Regions from separate parts of the Mus musculus genome. Here region 2 is linked to region 1. The links are chromatin contacts, found by Hi-C in ENCODE. All regions are on one chromosome and are shown on one strand. Each heading gives the region's core, a stretch centred on a gene start or an enhancer-like site at or near the end of the contact. The rest is flanking DNA. Distances are from core to core; before and after follow the strand shown. Region 1 holds the start of Meis1 (Meis homeobox 1). Region 2 holds the start of Otx1 (orthodenticle homeobox 1).

Evidence for each region. A loop is a pair of places that touch in the nucleus more often than their neighbours do.
Region 2: a loop to region 1 is called in a map of left cerebral cortex, with 8 times the contacts of the local background. The contact joins the promoter of Otx1 here to the promoter of Meis1 in region 1. A Hi-C loop is called at or near these places in 5 of 37 maps with a recorded cell type or tissue (ES-E14 and left cerebral cortex).

Annotation. Positions count from the first base shown.
Region 1 is chr11:19,016,182-19,023,606 of GRCm38, reverse strand. Meis1 (Meis homeobox 1) reads left to right here and starts at 4,638. Exons shown (of 12, transcript NM_010789.3): 1 at 4,638-5,386; 2 at 7,248-7,425. The coding sequence starts at 5,375. Gm16141 (a long non-coding RNA gene) reads right to left here. Exons shown (of 3, transcript XR_381070.4): 3 at 5,277-7,425.
Region 2 is chr11:21,997,342-22,005,231 of GRCm38, reverse strand. It overlaps Otx1 (orthodenticle homeobox 1), which reads left to right and starts at 3,581. Exons shown (of 5, transcript NM_011023.3): 1 at 3,581-3,684; 2 at 4,043-4,110; 3 at 5,647-5,852; 4 at 6,711-6,862. The coding sequence starts at 5,756. It overlaps Gm32517 (a long non-coding RNA gene), which reads right to left and starts at 6,733. Exons shown (of 3, transcript XR_003949861.1): 1 at 6,644-6,733; 2 at 5,375-5,448; 3 at 4,648-4,798.

The sequences.
Region 1 (7,425 bases), core at 3,389-5,888:
AATCTGACCTCTCATTGACTTGTGAACTGGACCCAGACAGTCTTTGTTTTTTGAAGCAAAATGTGGTAAACAATTCTCCCAGCCTTGTGGCCCGGATTGCTTTGGGACACTTGATTAACGTCCTTCCTAATCCTGCGCTTTAAAGCCTCTTTCCTATCACCTAACCAGGTTTCCCGCTGTAATAGCCATCTAAATAGTTTATTTCAGTTTCCTCACAGTCATCCATTAGCTTTAAATTCCTGGTAGTGTTCTCCTATCACACAAAGACTCTTATCGCCAGCATTCCTCCATTATCTCTACCAGATTTCAAATCCATTTTCTTTAAACTACCCTCATTTCTGTTTTTTTAAATGCAAATGTTAATGTGGGGGGGTATTTGGAGGGCAGAGAACTGATAATGTTTTTCTTGAAGTACAAATTCCAAGCCCCCACACTCCAGGAGAACCTCAAGAGCAACCACAACATTTTAACAGGCATCTTAAACTGAGGTGACAGATGATAAACACTTATCATTTTGTGAACACAGCTGCCAAACTCCATTGATTAACAGGACTTTATTTGTGTTGGGCTGGCAAACACACATACACACACACACACACACACACACACACACACACACACACACATTTTACCTTCAGAGGTGCCTCTTTAATTTTGAGAAATTTAGGTCTGACTCATCAGTGGGAACTTTTGAAACAAAAACCTAGTTCAGGATGTGAACTCTGCAGAGAGTTCCTCACAGGAGAACAAAAAGTTACAGGAATGTCTCTGAGACTACCAACAGCCAAGATGAACACTGCTTGCTTTAGAGGCCTCCCAACAGGGTAGGTGATAAACAATAGGGACCAGGAGCTCAGGCTGCCTCTTTCTTATCCCTGCATTCTATCTTTGGGAAGATACTGTGAGCCATGAAAGGAAAACAGAAAGGAGAAGGACTGCATCTTGAAGAGCAGCAACAGCGGCTAGAACACTAGTGTTCTGCAAAAGCCGGAATGCTACTGTCTTTTTAAAGGAAACATCTGAAATAAACTTAGGGTCAGGCACATCCAGAACAGCACACATACCACAGTAATTTATGTCACAGTAACTTTCTGAGATGCCGTGAACTGCCTCTGCACCTTTCCTTTTACTAGATGATTGATTAATTGCTGCCTTGCTAGAAGGGTTTTTTTTTGTTTTGTTTTTTGTTTTTTTGGGGTTTTTTTTTTTGGCTACTATCTTACAATTCTGTACATCTGTCATTTCTCTCAGCAAGCCCCAACTGTAATAACTGTTTGCTAATTGTAAAATCCTTATCCAGAATGAGGTTTGAGCAAACAATTCATACTACTGTAATTACATTGTAAAAGTGTTTTAGTTGCTCAATTGTTCAGAAGTAATCTATGAAGGCCTGCAAGTAGCACTAGGTTCAGGTACACATTCTTAAGTGGAAAGTTTTCAAAACCAAGAGAGCTTTATTTTAAACTCACAAGTTCAAACTATCCTCACCTTTAAGGGAAACCCTGTTGGTAGATAATTAAAGTGTGCTTTAAAGGTAACCTGACATCACTTTAAAAAACCAACAGCTTTGTCCTTGCTTTGAAGATTGTGCTTATGTTCCTTTGCCACCTAGACCGGTAAACAAAACAATTTACTGAAAAGCAGGAACTCCAAATAAATCCTAGCCTCAAAAATATGTAGTTTATCAAAACTGACCTTGTTCAAACATGAAACCTTTGCGCAGAGTTAAGGAAACTTTAAGCCCATTACTTAAGTCTGCCTGAAACTCCCTTGGGCTCTTAAAGGCTAGGTCATATACGTGTATTTTACAGTAAATTTCTCCCAGTTAAATTGCACTTAGACGATTTCCCTTGCGATTCATTTAAGGATTGTAAACATAGCCATGCCCACTGTGGTGTCTGGATTGAGTGTCCTGCCCCCCCCTCACCCCCGTGGGAATTTCACCGGTGCTCTGTAGGCCTCTTGGGGTGATGACACTCACACCCTGCAAGACCCAGCAGCGGTGGACCGCCACTCAGGTTTGGGCCGCATTGGTCTGGAGCTGGGGAAGGGCTTTTAGGCTGTCTGTCCAGCTCAGTAGGTTCTATAATCCGCGGAGAAGTGGCTGTTTGGCCCAGCCAGATCAGCTTCCTTAAACTTGGCGGGGAAATCTCCTTCCAGTGAGCAGGAGGTAATTCAAGGCTCTTCCATGCCTGTTTTTGACGCACAAGTCTGTATTAATCTTCTAAATGATACACGGGGCGTTTGTGCAAGAAAAGAGCACAAGGATGTGATGGGGAAACTAAAAGCTTCAAACTTGAGCGTCAAAACAAAAAGGACACAGAGAGGAGACACAGAGGCACATGATGAGGGGTCGTGGGGCCTTTTATTGTTTTAAACAGTCGGATCTCTTTCGAGGCAAAGCCCATTGAAGGTTTGGGGTGAACATATGTCAACCTTCAGGTGTTCGTTGTTGGGGGCGGAGTGCTGGGCTGGAGGCCCGCACGCCTTGTCTGCTAGGCTTATCCCACGCGCACTGCCGCTGGTGTGAACTAGCCCGGCGCTGACTCGTGCAGACTGCTAAAAGCTGTCTTAGGAGGCTCCGTTGCTCGATAGAACCTGATTCCAAATCTAGGTTCTAATGTTTACCCTGTATCCCCTGTTCCGTAGACACCCTCTCAATAGAAACTTGAATACTGGCTGAAGAATGGAAACAGGTCTGTGACTTTGAACCTAAGAGTTGGCTTCAGTACCTTTCAGAGATGCTAAACCTTTTCCAAACAATCTCCGCGTGAAGGAAGCCTCCCTAGTCTTTCTCAGAACTCTCCTCAAAACCTTCCCCGGCCCCTGGGGTGAGGGTTCGGTCCGCAGCTGGCGGTGGGATGGGGGCGGGGGCGTTGGGAGCGTAGGCTGGCTGCTTTGGGGGAGAGAGCCTTTTGGCCACCTTCAGGGCGGGAATCCGGAATGGCAGTTTGCATTCCCAGCAGATCGAAGCTCCCTGCTGATCGATTATTTGATAATTGATTTTCCCCGCAGCCAATGCGCGGCTGCCTGGGCGGGGACGCCTTCCGATTGGTGGAGCTCTCTCCACGGCTGCCTACCGAGATTTGGGTGAGCTCATTTTCCAGTCGACCGCAGGGGGAGTTTTCTGCGAGGTTTCAGCTGGGGGGTGAGGGGAATCCTCTCCGAGCCCAGCGAGCTGAGAGCCCTGCCTGGGATGTGAGGTTTCCAGCTGCTCCGAGAGCTACTGTGACTGAGCAATCTAAGCCACGAGAGCCGGGCGCAGAAACATAAAGAGTAAAATAACCCCCACTAGATAGAGTAGCTGAAGAGTGAGAATAAAAAGACTCAAAAAACAATTTTAAGTCCAGGGTGTGGTATTTCAAGAGAGAAAGTTAAAAACCACTGGCTGGTTGGAGACTTTAAGTTGTGGGCAGGGTCAGCTTTTGTCTGAAATCTCAGCTTCCGAAGTGGATTTCTTTTTCTCTGGAACTGGGAGCTTTCACGGGGCTGGGTTCGGAGATAGACAAATTGAGAGATGGAGGTCTGGGAGGCCGGCTCCGGGCGTCGCCGCTGAAAGAGCTGGGGGTGGGGGGTGGGAGGGAGCGCAGCGTCTCCAGGCCCGAGCAAGGCCGAGGCTGGAGCCCCTCGGCGTCGCCCAGACAAAGGCAGCCCCAGCCGCAGCGCAGCGGAGCTCTGCAGCTTCGCCGCGCCCCGGGCGCACGGCTAAACTTGCCGGTAGCGCAATCGAGAAAGAGCCTCGGGTCCCGGGGCTCCCAGGCCCCGGCCGCCCGCAAGGTCTGGCTGCTTGGTGCCCGCGTTGAGTTTCGTTCTCCAGCGGTCATAAATAGCTCGGTGTTTGTAAACAAGCGCTGGGGGCACATTCCCGGCGCTCGGCTCATTGTTCCCTCCCTTCCTCCCTCACTTCGCGCGGCGGCTGGGGCTGAGGGCTGCAAGAGAGGAGGTGGGGACGTCCGGACTCAAAGTGACAAAATGCAAGCATTTCCTTTCCTCCGGCCCTACGTCCACTTCTGACAGCGGGGGGAGAAAAAAAAATAAAGAAAGAAAGAAAAAACCCAAACCAAAAGAAAAAAAAGAAAAGAAAAGAAAACCTCTAAGCTGAGTCTGCAGAACGCCCGGGCGACCGCTACCCCACGTTCTCAGGACTCTCGAGCGGAACCTTTTCCAGTCCAGTTCCAGCTCCTCTTCTTGCTCTGGCTTTGACTTTTCTCCTCCGGGAGTCTAGCAGAGAATCCAGTACTTTTGGCATCACCCCCACCCCGAAAAATACTGGCAGACCCCAATAATTTCGAGGAAAGTCTTGAAGTCTTTCATGAGCGGAGCCCTGAGCGAATTAACTCCGGCATCTGCCTGCCCTACGTTTATTCCCGATTTATTTCAAGCGTCCGCTTTGGGAAGAGAGGCTGGAAGGGGACGTAAAGCCGGCGGGTTGGGAGCTGCAGCCTGTATTTGTGTGCATGTGCCCTGGGTGTGTGGTGTTAGTGCCTGGGCGTGCGAATTTGTGGAGTGTCTTTCTGCCTCTCCAGTGCGGCCAGAGCTCGCTTCGCGCACCCACCCCTGCCGAGGAGCCTACTTGCTGCAGCCCAATGCATTGTGTAAGACGCGACCTGTTATGGCCACCACTACTTCCGGGTTCTAGCATTCTGGTCGGAATCCACCTCTCCGCCTGTGCAACACACACTTTACACACGCACGGCGACTGCAAGCGGGCAGCATCGATCGTGGCTCCTTTAAGACAAACTCAGACAGACATTTTTTTAACCCTCCTCTCTAATCTCCCTTCAGTGCAGCAGTTGCAAAGAGGGAGAGAGAAAGAGAAAGAGAGCGAGAGAAGAGAGAAACTGATTAGGAATTAGGACTGATTCAAGGAAAGCGGGCGCTAGGGCTTTGTGCATTTGAATATTAACATTTGAGGTGTTCTGACCAGAAGAAGACAGAACGGACGATCATTCATTCACCACGTTGACAACCTCGCCTGTGATTGACAGCTGGAGTGGCAGAAAGCCATGAGATTTGGTAGTTGGGTCTGAGGGGCGCTCTTTTTTTTTTTTCTTTTTCTTTTCTTTTCTTTCTTTTTTTTTAAACTGATTTTTTTGGGGGGGAGAGAAGATCTGCTTTTTTTTTCCCCTCCCACTGCTGTCTTGGTGGAACCAGAGCGCTTTTATGCTCAGCGACGCGGGCGCCTTGCTTCAGGTCCGGTAGACCGAAGATCTGGGACCAGTAATTCACACTGCTGGAGACGCAAAGGGATTTTTTTTTGTTATTGTTGTGCTTTATTTTTTTTTCCGGGGGAGTTTGCATATTTGTTTCTTTTCACACTGGCCTTAAAGAGGATATATTAGAAGTTGAAGTAGGAAGGGAGCCAGAGAGGCCGATGGCGCAAAGGGTACGTATTAAAAGCAATTGTGGAAGTCAAATGTGAGATTAAATTGAAACGTGGCTGAAAGACACTGCTACTAAGTTTCCTCTTTTCTTTCTCTCTTTTTGAATGAGGATCCTAAAGCCGCGGCCTAAATCGACAGTTTTACTTAATGCGTTTGCAGCCTTATGCATGTTTCTTGTGGTTAATTCAAGTGATCAAGTTGTCTATAGATTCCTAGCCAACAGCTATATAAATAAAAATACAAGCTCAAGGAATCACCTGTTTTAAAAGATAAAAAAGACAAGGGGGAAGATGCTTCATATCCAGTGCTGTAATTTAAGCATTTAGGGACCAAAAGTTTAAAGCTATGTTTAATGAAAATGAACAGCTGAGAACTTTTGCCTCATTATCGATTATATTCATCTTCAGTATCAGTAGAAATGGGGAGCATTTTCCGCTAAGTAATGTCCTGGTGCAGTGAATTTTTGGTTGGAAAAACATTCCTTTTATAAAAGTAATTTTAATTTGCATGGGATTTTATGCAAGATAATAAGTTTGTAGATTTTTTCCTTAGCTAAGTTCTGTACTAGTTAGATACTAAATACAGAGCTCTCACTTTTAAAATGCAATACTAATTTCCCCAATATTCCTATTTGAATGAAAATGCCTTGAAAGTAAACTGAGACAATGATGCCCCCGCAGAGGTGGCTTCTTAAAAGAAAGGGGTCTACAAAAAGGCTGCCTTGCATAATTTGTGTCTTGGCCCTCAAAGCCCCTTTTGGAAAAGAAAGTTACTAGAGGACACATTTTTCTTTATTCTCTTGGTTCAGACAAATGTCAGCCTTCTTCCAAACTCTTCCCACCTCTGGCTTTAAGAGGTTGAAAGTGGCAATTCCCCTCTCTTTGGAAATCATTTCCCTCTCAAGATTTCCAAATCTTAGAAAAGTAACTTGCTTGAAATAAAACAATCAGAAAAATCCAAATAGCTGAATTTATCACAGACAGTAATGGCAATCAATTTGAAAGCAGCCCCCCCCCCACACACACACCAGAGATTTGCATGTGTATTTTGCTTTTGAATCTGCTTAGAAACTAACACATAGCAATTGCTTCCTTGACTTCAACTCTAGGGAGAAAGTTTGTGAAGGTTAAAAAAAAACAAAACAAAGTAGAGTATTAGTTGCTTCCTTTATAGCTTTCTTTAAGCTTGGAAACAGCGTTGTCCATGTGTATGTTCAGCTGTAAAAGGCAACACAAGCTGCCTTGTGCACACTGCGGGATAACATATATGGGGGGCAGTTCGTTTTTGTATAATTTAGCAGTTTGGAAAAGCAAGGCAAACATAGTGTCTTACAGGACTGCCCAATTCCATGCTGGCAGGGAAGTAAAATAAGAAGCCTTTCAGAATTCACTGCTTGGCACAACTATTCCCATCATAACTTTTAAAAAATACCCCACCCCCCAAGTGAAGGCTGTGTGAAGCAAGGCGGGTCTGCTACACTGTTCCGGCACGTTTTATTGTTGTGATTTTCGGTTTCCACCTCCAGAAACATGCATGTTTTACCTTCCGCCTCCGGGAGAATGCCTCTCTGCCTTTCCTTTTCCTTCCTCCCTCCCTTCCTTGCCAAAAGATTTTGGATTTCTGAATTGGTCTATATGGACACAAGTTAGGACAGGAACCTTCATCTCAGATGACTCTCACTGAGAATTCTGGAGCTCTTACTGTTAAAATTAATTTTTACAACAGAACGCTCAACTTTAGAGATGTAAGGCCAGGGAATTCGGGTTGAAGGATCCTGTTGTACTGATCTAAGCTCGGTGCCCTAACGTTCCCGGTTACCCGCCTGGCCTCTGACCCTTTTTTTCTCTCCTGTTTGTCATGCAGTACGACGACCTACCCCATTATGGGGGTATGGATGGAGTAGGCATCCCCTCCACGATGTATGGGGACCCGCATGCAGCCAGGTCCATGCAACCGGTCCACCACCTGAACCACGGGCCTCCTCTGCACTCGCATCAGTACCCGCACACAGCTCACACCAACGCCATGGCCCCCAGCATGG
Region 2 (7,890 bases), core at 2,332-4,831, 3.0 Mb before region 1:
CTCTCTCTCTCTCTCTCACACACACACACACACACACACACACACACACACACACACACACACACTTTACTCGAAAAGTATACTGCCATTTCCACTTACTCGTATTTCAAAATAGTAAAAACTTACTACAATTCCCTAATAGCAAAGAATTTTCTTTTTCTTTCTGATGAAAAGCTATTGGAACTAAATGAAATCGAGTCTTTGTCCTCTTTATGAGAGCAGATCAGCAAGTTGCTACTCTCTGGGGAAAATTAAGAATCCAACCCATCCCAGGTAGGAAATTCACCGCCTGGCCCCGGAGCACCCTGGGGATCGGTTTAGGGTGGATTGGAGAAACCTTCCCTTTTCCAGGGGCCTCTCAGAAAGGCGCTTTCCCTTTCTCCCAGGCCCGCCCCAGACCTTCCAGGTGGCCAAACTCCCCTAGCTTTGCTAGTGATTGGGGGCCCCTCCTGCTTGGTTCCCAGCCTCGTGGGGTTTCCCTCTGCAGCGCCCGAACGCCCCTCAGCGGCGGTGGAGCGTGGCCCGGGTTTGGGCCGCAGCCTAGGAGTCGCGTTACTGCAGCTCAGCACAGTGCCTGGAGTCCCGCTCCTTAGGGCAAGCAAGAACCCAGCCGGCCAGCGGACAGAAACCTAGAAAGCCCACTCAGTGTGGAGAGACAAAGGATCAGGGCCGCCGGGTGTGGGGGTGGGGGGAGGATGGAGGAGTTTGTGGAGGGCGGGTGCAGAACTTTCTCCTGGCCAGGGGTCCAAGCCCCTTCCAGTCCCAAGTGTTTCTAGAGTCATGCCTCTACAGTGTGTGTGAGATTACTTAGATGCTGCACCCAGCTGGCCGATGGGCCTTAAACTGAGCCACCACCACCCACTTCTCCAACACTGGCCCTACTGTGCCCTGGATGCACAAGTATCCTTTGAGAGAACTGTCGAAGCTTCTGGACCAGTACCCCCGACCCGTACCTTTGCCTAGCAAAGGCTGCCTCAGTCTTCTGAGCTGAATTCAAGAAACTTCTCTCTCTCTCTCTCTCTCTCTCTCTCTCTCTCTCTCTCTCTCTCTCTCTCTCTCTCTCTCTCTCTCTCCTCCCCTCCCCCCACCCCCTCTGCTGCTTCTTTCTCCTTAATCCCAAGGTTTTACAGGATGAGCATTAAGAAAATTCGCCTCCAATTTGGGATTAGATAAATACTCTCGTGGCGCAGCGGGGCGGGGCGGGGGGTGGTGGCGGTAGGGTCCTTGCCACTCGATTCCTCCCATTTCCCTGAAAATGAAGGGAGACAGCATCAAGAAGCCACAGCGACCGACTCCCTCGCAGTGGGCCTTAGGGACCTCGCCGGCACATTCCTATGCGTACAGCCGCCCCACTTCTTCAAGCCTGACCCAGGCGAAGTTCTAAGACTGCCAACGAACCCGCCCCAAAGAGGCCAGAGTAGCAGAGTTTTCTAGCCAGGACGGGCGCCCCGGGCCTCAGAGGGCCAACCCAGGCTCACAGCCTGGAGACCCAGACAGGGATGCCTTCAGTTCACTCCCCAGGACGTCAACATTTTCGTGCCCGCCAAACTAGTGCACCCTAGCCTGCGCCTTTCCCTGGAAAAGGGGGCAGGAGTATATTTCGTTTCTTTCTTTAAACTCAGGAAAGTCCCGGTGGCTGAGACTGATCGTCTGTCTGCCTTGGGGTCTACTTCTGGTAGGGACCTGAGAGCCTAAGGTGTGTGCTCACTCCGGCCAGCGCTGTGCTCTGCGCTGTTTCTTTTCTGCCTGCAGGTTTATCTCTCTCACTCTCATTTCCCCCCTTTCCCCGCGTTCTTTTATTCTGCTTTCTCTTTCTCTCGCTTTTGTGAATGGGCCGCGGTGTCTTTGTTCTGGAGAGAAGCGCCCGTGTCGCTGACTTTTGTGAACCAGAGAAGGATCTTGTAAAACCTCCTTTTCTCCTCCGTAGTCCCCTCTCACACCCCTCCTTCCCTGCCCCTTTGATTAGATGTTCCCTCATCGTTCAAAAAAAAAAATGTAATTTCGTTAGTCTGGCGGCCACTTTCTTTGAACATTAGCTCGCTTTCAGCTCCAACTTCAATTAGAAGGAGTTGATTTTGAGAGACCAACAAAAGAACCGACCAAAGCCTTATTAAAGGTCCTAAGAAGATCTCTCGGTCCTTTGAGAAGCAGTTAAGGAAACAGTGTGCCCTCCGTCATATTCTGTTACCGTATTTTATTCGGACTCCAAAGAAAAGTGTCGCGTGGGGGAGGGGAGAAGCACTTTGATGAGCGGCAGTCGCGGCCCTTTTCACTCAGCGGGCTCCCCCCTTCCTTCTGGTCGCCCCGCACCCGGTCAGCGACCACAGCGGACCGCGCGGCCTGGGCATCGCGGTGCTCCGCTCTACCTTGCTCTCGGCGGCTGCCGAACTCACCCACGCACATACTGTGGTTCAAACTTTTCGCCCGCCTGTTGGGGTGAGAACGGCAGAAGATGAGGAAAAAGAACTAGGAAAGAGTGTAAGTGTGGTCCCTAGTATTCAGTAGGAGATGCCATGTAAAAATATTGCCTTGTTCGGGGTTGGGCCGAAAATACTCTTCCCTCTCGCTTTGAAAAGTACACACAAGAAGACGATCTCAGCAAGTTTATTCGGCTGGAAACTGGGGTCTGCCAGTAAGAACAATCCGGGGAAATTGTTTCGAGGAGGCTCCTCCAGTAAGGTGTAGAAAATGAAGTGAGAGGGATCGGGGTGTGTAGCCACATTTTCCACCAGACTGTTCGTTGTAGGTGGAGATCTGGAAAGACTGACAGATTGTGAAAAAGAAAGTTTTCTATCAAATCCATGAGAGAGAGAGAGAGAGAGAGAGAGAGAGAGAGAGAGAGAGAGAGAGAGAGAGAGAGAATGTAAGGAGATTTGAGTTCCAACGGTTCCGAAGAAGCTTTTAGGACTTGCGAACACCTTTGGTGAGACTGCCTGGGAGCCCCTGGAAACGCTGTGCAGCTGGGAATTGGCGGCGCCTCCCCTGCCGGTGCTCTTTCTGGGCGCAAGAGTCCCGGGTCGCCGCAGGGCGCCCTGCGCGCCGAGAGCTGCACCCCCACTCCCGGCTCCGCTCAGCAGCCCGCGCCGGCGGCGACCGCTGGTTGTGGGGGAGCGGAGGAGGAGTTGCTGGGGCCCCAGGGAGCATCAAGGAGTGCCAGGGGCCAGCACGCCCCGAGTCCTCGGCCTGGGAAGCCTGGCTCCCACAGTGCGGCAGAGCCTGGCGGCGCGCGCGCGCGAGCAGGAACCGGTTATCCAGCAGCTTGACGCCACTCCTCCGGAGCGCGGCCCGGGCAAGGGGAGGGCGGGGGCCCTCGGGCGAGCCTTGGGACCCGGGGCCCCCTCTGTGCCAGCAACTCCGGCGCAGCCTTCGCCCTCCTCAACTCGTTCTGAGCGGAATTTGCCAACCTAGACCCAGAGTTAGCGCGCGACCGGGGCGGGGCCGGCGCGCGGGGAGGGAGGAGGTGGGGGCGAGGGAGGGCGGGGGCGCGCGGAGGTAACCCGGGCTCGCCATTGCCCAGCTCCCTGTCACTCAGTCCGCTCTAGGCCCCCTATTGGAGGCCGAGCCCCGTTACGCACTCGCCTCGCGTTCACATACCCGGGGAGGGCAGTAGAAAGGTGATCAATCTTCATCAGGCTACATTTCCAATCACCTAAACAACCGAGCAAGACAAGCCACTCCGACAAGGTAAATTGCTTGATTTATTTAGTTTGCCAAGTGACTATGCAGGATTTCTCCAGTCCCTACCGCCTCCGGCTTGCTCCGAGAGAGTGCAGCTGCCAGCGCAAGCCACCTCCTAACTCTGTCCCTCGAACACCCCCTACTCACCCACCCCACCCCCCGGGTCCCGGGCGAGGCCAGGTCTTGAGAGGAAAAGCATGTGGGACTTTGCAACAAAGTGTTTGAGCAATAAAGTGAAACCTGGAGGTACACGCACAGAGCTCCTAGAAAAAATGCAGGAGACGGGAAGAGGGAAGTTGAGGGAAGAGGAAAGCCTAGGGTCCCGCCGTCTCCGGGGTAATACCTGTGCGCCTCCGTTTTGCAGGTTGGCTGCCGGCGAGTCTCGGTGAAGGCGAGAGGTAGATGGTGAAAAGCCGCGACTGCGGAGGGCAGGTAAGGAGGGAGTCGCCGGGCCGCGCGCCACCCCGGGACGATGGTGGCCCCTCTCGTCTCCCCGTCCTCTAATCGACCCCCGCTACCTCTGTCCGGGGCAGGTGGGCGGGGTTGGAGTGAGAGGCCGGGCGCCCCTTGGCTGCCCTGGGGACCCCAGGCCGCTCGGGAGCCGGCCGCCCCCTCCCCCGCCTCCTCCGAAGCTGCGGAACTGGGCTGCTAAGTTAGACGAAAGTACTCGAAAACTCACACCGCAGCCGGGCTTAGCCGCGGAGGCTGCAGGCCTGTGGCCCTTCGGCCCAAGCTCTTTGAATCCTTCCTTTCCGCCTTATGTGCTCGCTGACCTCCCCCCACCCCCTTAGTCTAGGCTGAGGGTCCCCCAGGGCTGAGGCGGGGAAAGGAGTTGGGATGGGGGAGCTGCTTTAGTTTTACCTCCCTTTCTCCCCGGAATCTCCTACCCTTGGGTCCTGGGATGTAGCTTCAAGCCCCCCGCCGGTCCCAGTCATACTCCCAGAACCCCTTCTTTTGCTGGAGCAGAGCTGCGTGGGCTCAGAGTGTCTGCGCCGAGCCTCGCCCTCCCGGTCGGCTGTGCGTGAGCTTTACAACCTGAGGCCTAGTTCCTTGCTCTCCATCGGGTTCATATAGGACGGCCGATGCGACGCGACCTGGCACGCTAGGCCTTCCAAAATCCCTAGAATGTTTGGGGCGCTGGGTTGGCCATCAAATTCTGGTGGGACTCGGTGTGCTTAGCAGACTTGGTAGAAAGAAGGCCCGCCTGTGCGAGCAAAGGAAGAGGGGTGACCGCCTCGGAGGTACCCCTGACCTTGGGCGGCATCCTGAAACTGCCACTTCTACTGTGGTGCCTTTGGCGTCTTCTTGCCGCCTTAGCCTGGCCTGGGCCGCATCTACCCTGGAGGTGCGGTGGGATTCCTGTTCAGCTATCTCTTAGTGCTAGGGGCCCAGAGAGGTCAACTAGAAAGGTGATTGCAGGCTCTGGGGTAGGAGGCAGCGCTGGAGATCTTTGAAGAAATGATGTGGCCAGTGAGCCTTGGCGACCCAAGGTGTATTCACCTTGGGCCTCTGTATTACTTGCCATTTTGTCCCTCTTTCAAAAATATTTCAAACTAAACGAAATAACCCGGTATCTCTGTGCGGCCTGCCCTCCCGGCGCCAAATGAACATTTGCTTGAGCAAATTGCTTCCGCCACACTAAAAAAAAAATTGACTTCACTTGGGATTTTGCACCCTCCGCGGTCCCGGCTCTCACCTCCTCAGCCTGATCACGCTTTAACTTTTCCTTCCTGTTGACACTCGAGGAGTGTCTTTGGCCCTTGTCAAGCCCTAAAAGAGGAAGGAACGATGTGGGAAAAGTTTACTTTCCTGAGAAGCTGTGTAGCTGCCGAGCTAAAGGAGAAGACGTTTCTCGGATTGCCTGCTGTGCAGTTCCTAGCACGCGCCCCCTCCCCATTCAAGGATTAGAGGAGCTGAAAGCCAAACTGACTGCGGGTGAAGGTTTCCATGTGTCTGCTGTCTCCCTAGGCCAGGCCCCCAGAAGCAACAGCTTGAAGGACTTCGCAGTGGGAGCCCTGAACTGCTCCTGGCCTCAGGCCCCCTGGATCCGTCGGGGCACCTCCACCCGGCTGTTAGCATGATGTCTTACCTCAAACAACCCCCATACGGCATGAACGGGCTGGGCCTAGCTGGCCCTGCCATGGACCTCCTGCACCCCTCCGTGGGCTACCCTGGTGAGCAGTGGCCCTCTGCCCCTACCCTCAAACCTCTGTAAATATTGGGGGATTCCATCCTCTACAGTTTGAGCCCACACAGTCCCTAAACAGACCCAGGAAGGTGATTAGCTCGCCGCCTGTTGCCTTGCTCTGTAGAAAGTGCAGCCTACAACTTTTGAGCTTGTGGTGCCTGCAACCTGGCTCCTCTTGTGTCCCACTTGCTAGGGAGGGCAGGTTTATCCCTCCCCCTGCCCCCGGATTTATTTCCCTCAGTTGCTTTTTTTAAAAATATAAAAAATAAAACCTTTCCCTGGTCCAACATTTCATGAGGAATCTGGACACTCACTAGGCCCTAACATAGCCAAATTTTTCTTATGTCTAGCTTCCCTGAGAAGTAGGGTTTTTTTTTTTTCTCCATAGAGAAACCTCAAGACCAGTGATTTGTCCCAACTCTTCTGGCATGATGGGGGACTCCAGCTGAGCCCTGGGTTTCTTTTCTAGATCCTACTTATTTAACATGAGTTTATTCTCTTGGAAAAAGTGACCCCTGGTCCTGTTTCTGTCCACCTCTGCTCTATTAACTGCCTCTCAGTTAGGGAGCGTGTGGGTTTAGGGAGATGAGAAGGAAAGGGTGGCTTTGTTTTTAACCGCATGAGAGGTACAGAGGGTGAAGGCCCTAAGGTTCTAGACTGGGGCCTTTAGTAGAATAAGTACACTTTGTTCCACCTGTGGCCAGGGGAGTTTTCGTTTGCTCGGAGCTCGGCCCTTTCTTTCTATGGCGGGGGTTCTGAACCTACCAGAAGACTTACTTGTGGCCTCTAGCACCAGTCCTTGTGGTCCACCGCTGACTCCAGGCGCTCTCGCATGTCCCCTCAGCCACCCCGCGGAAGCAGCGACGGGAGCGCACCACCTTCACGCGCTCACAGCTGGACGTGCTCGAGGCGCTGTTCGCAAAGACTCGCTACCCAGACATCTTCATGCGCGAGGAGGTGGCACTCAAGATCAACCTGCCAGAGTCCAGAGTCCAGGTGCGCGCTCCTGGGGCTCTAGGGGTAGGGTAGGGACGCAGGAACCGGTCTGGAAAGATCTGGCCTAGGCTGTCTGATGTTGGGGCCCTCTCACTGACTGCACAGCCCCTCTCCAACTCCCCCTAGCGCTGGGCGTAAGTCTGATAAAAGGGGTAACATTAAAAGGAATGGCTTAGAGCCCAGTATCTATTCCTTATCGCCTGGGCGCTTTCAATATTGAAAGTCGTTTTGTTTTTGGTTTGGGGGAGGCCAGCCATGTTCCCCGGATGTAACTTTCTCTGAAAGTTCGATAAGGGTCTGCTTCTTTGGCTACTACAGAACTGAGGCCTTAGCTCTGAGGCCTTTCTTTCACACCCTTGCCATTCGTCCCGGGGATTCTAAAAGTGCAAGATGGAACTTGGCCACAGCCTAGTGCTCTCTGCCTGGGAATGCGTTCCGCCGGCAGTTTCTGTCTGGTTAGGGAGTTTTCTGCAGCCGAATGGACGTCGAGTGCAAAATCCAGATGCTTGCTTTTCTATTTCTGAGATGAAACGTTCAGAAAAATCGAGTTCTGACTTAGTTTAATTCTTTCTTTACGGTCTTTCGTTTAAACTTCTTTCCCGAAGGCTCGAGAAGGGTCTGGGAATGCAATGCACTGTGCCCGGACTTTCTCCTAGGAATGCGAGTTTATGACTTGCCATTCCATTTGGTATCCCACCTGGAGCCAAAAGGCCCAAGGAAATCTCACCTTTTCCTTCTCGAAAAGCCCCAATACTGGAGTGCTGTTTCCGTCCAGCCTCTAGCTTTGCTTCTGTTCCCACCCAAATATTCGCCCTGACCAACTCCAGTCTCCAGGAGCCGACTCGGTGAAACCCCTCGGGCCCCAGGCTTGGTGGCTGACCTACACTTCGATGTTCTGTATCTCTCTGCTGTTTCCTGAGCTCTGTTCAAGGAAAACAGGGCCTCCAAAGTAAAACGGGGCTGCGGGGAAGCAGCCAACCGCAACAGCTTAGAGATGGCTGAACTTCTGGCTGGACAGACACAAATGT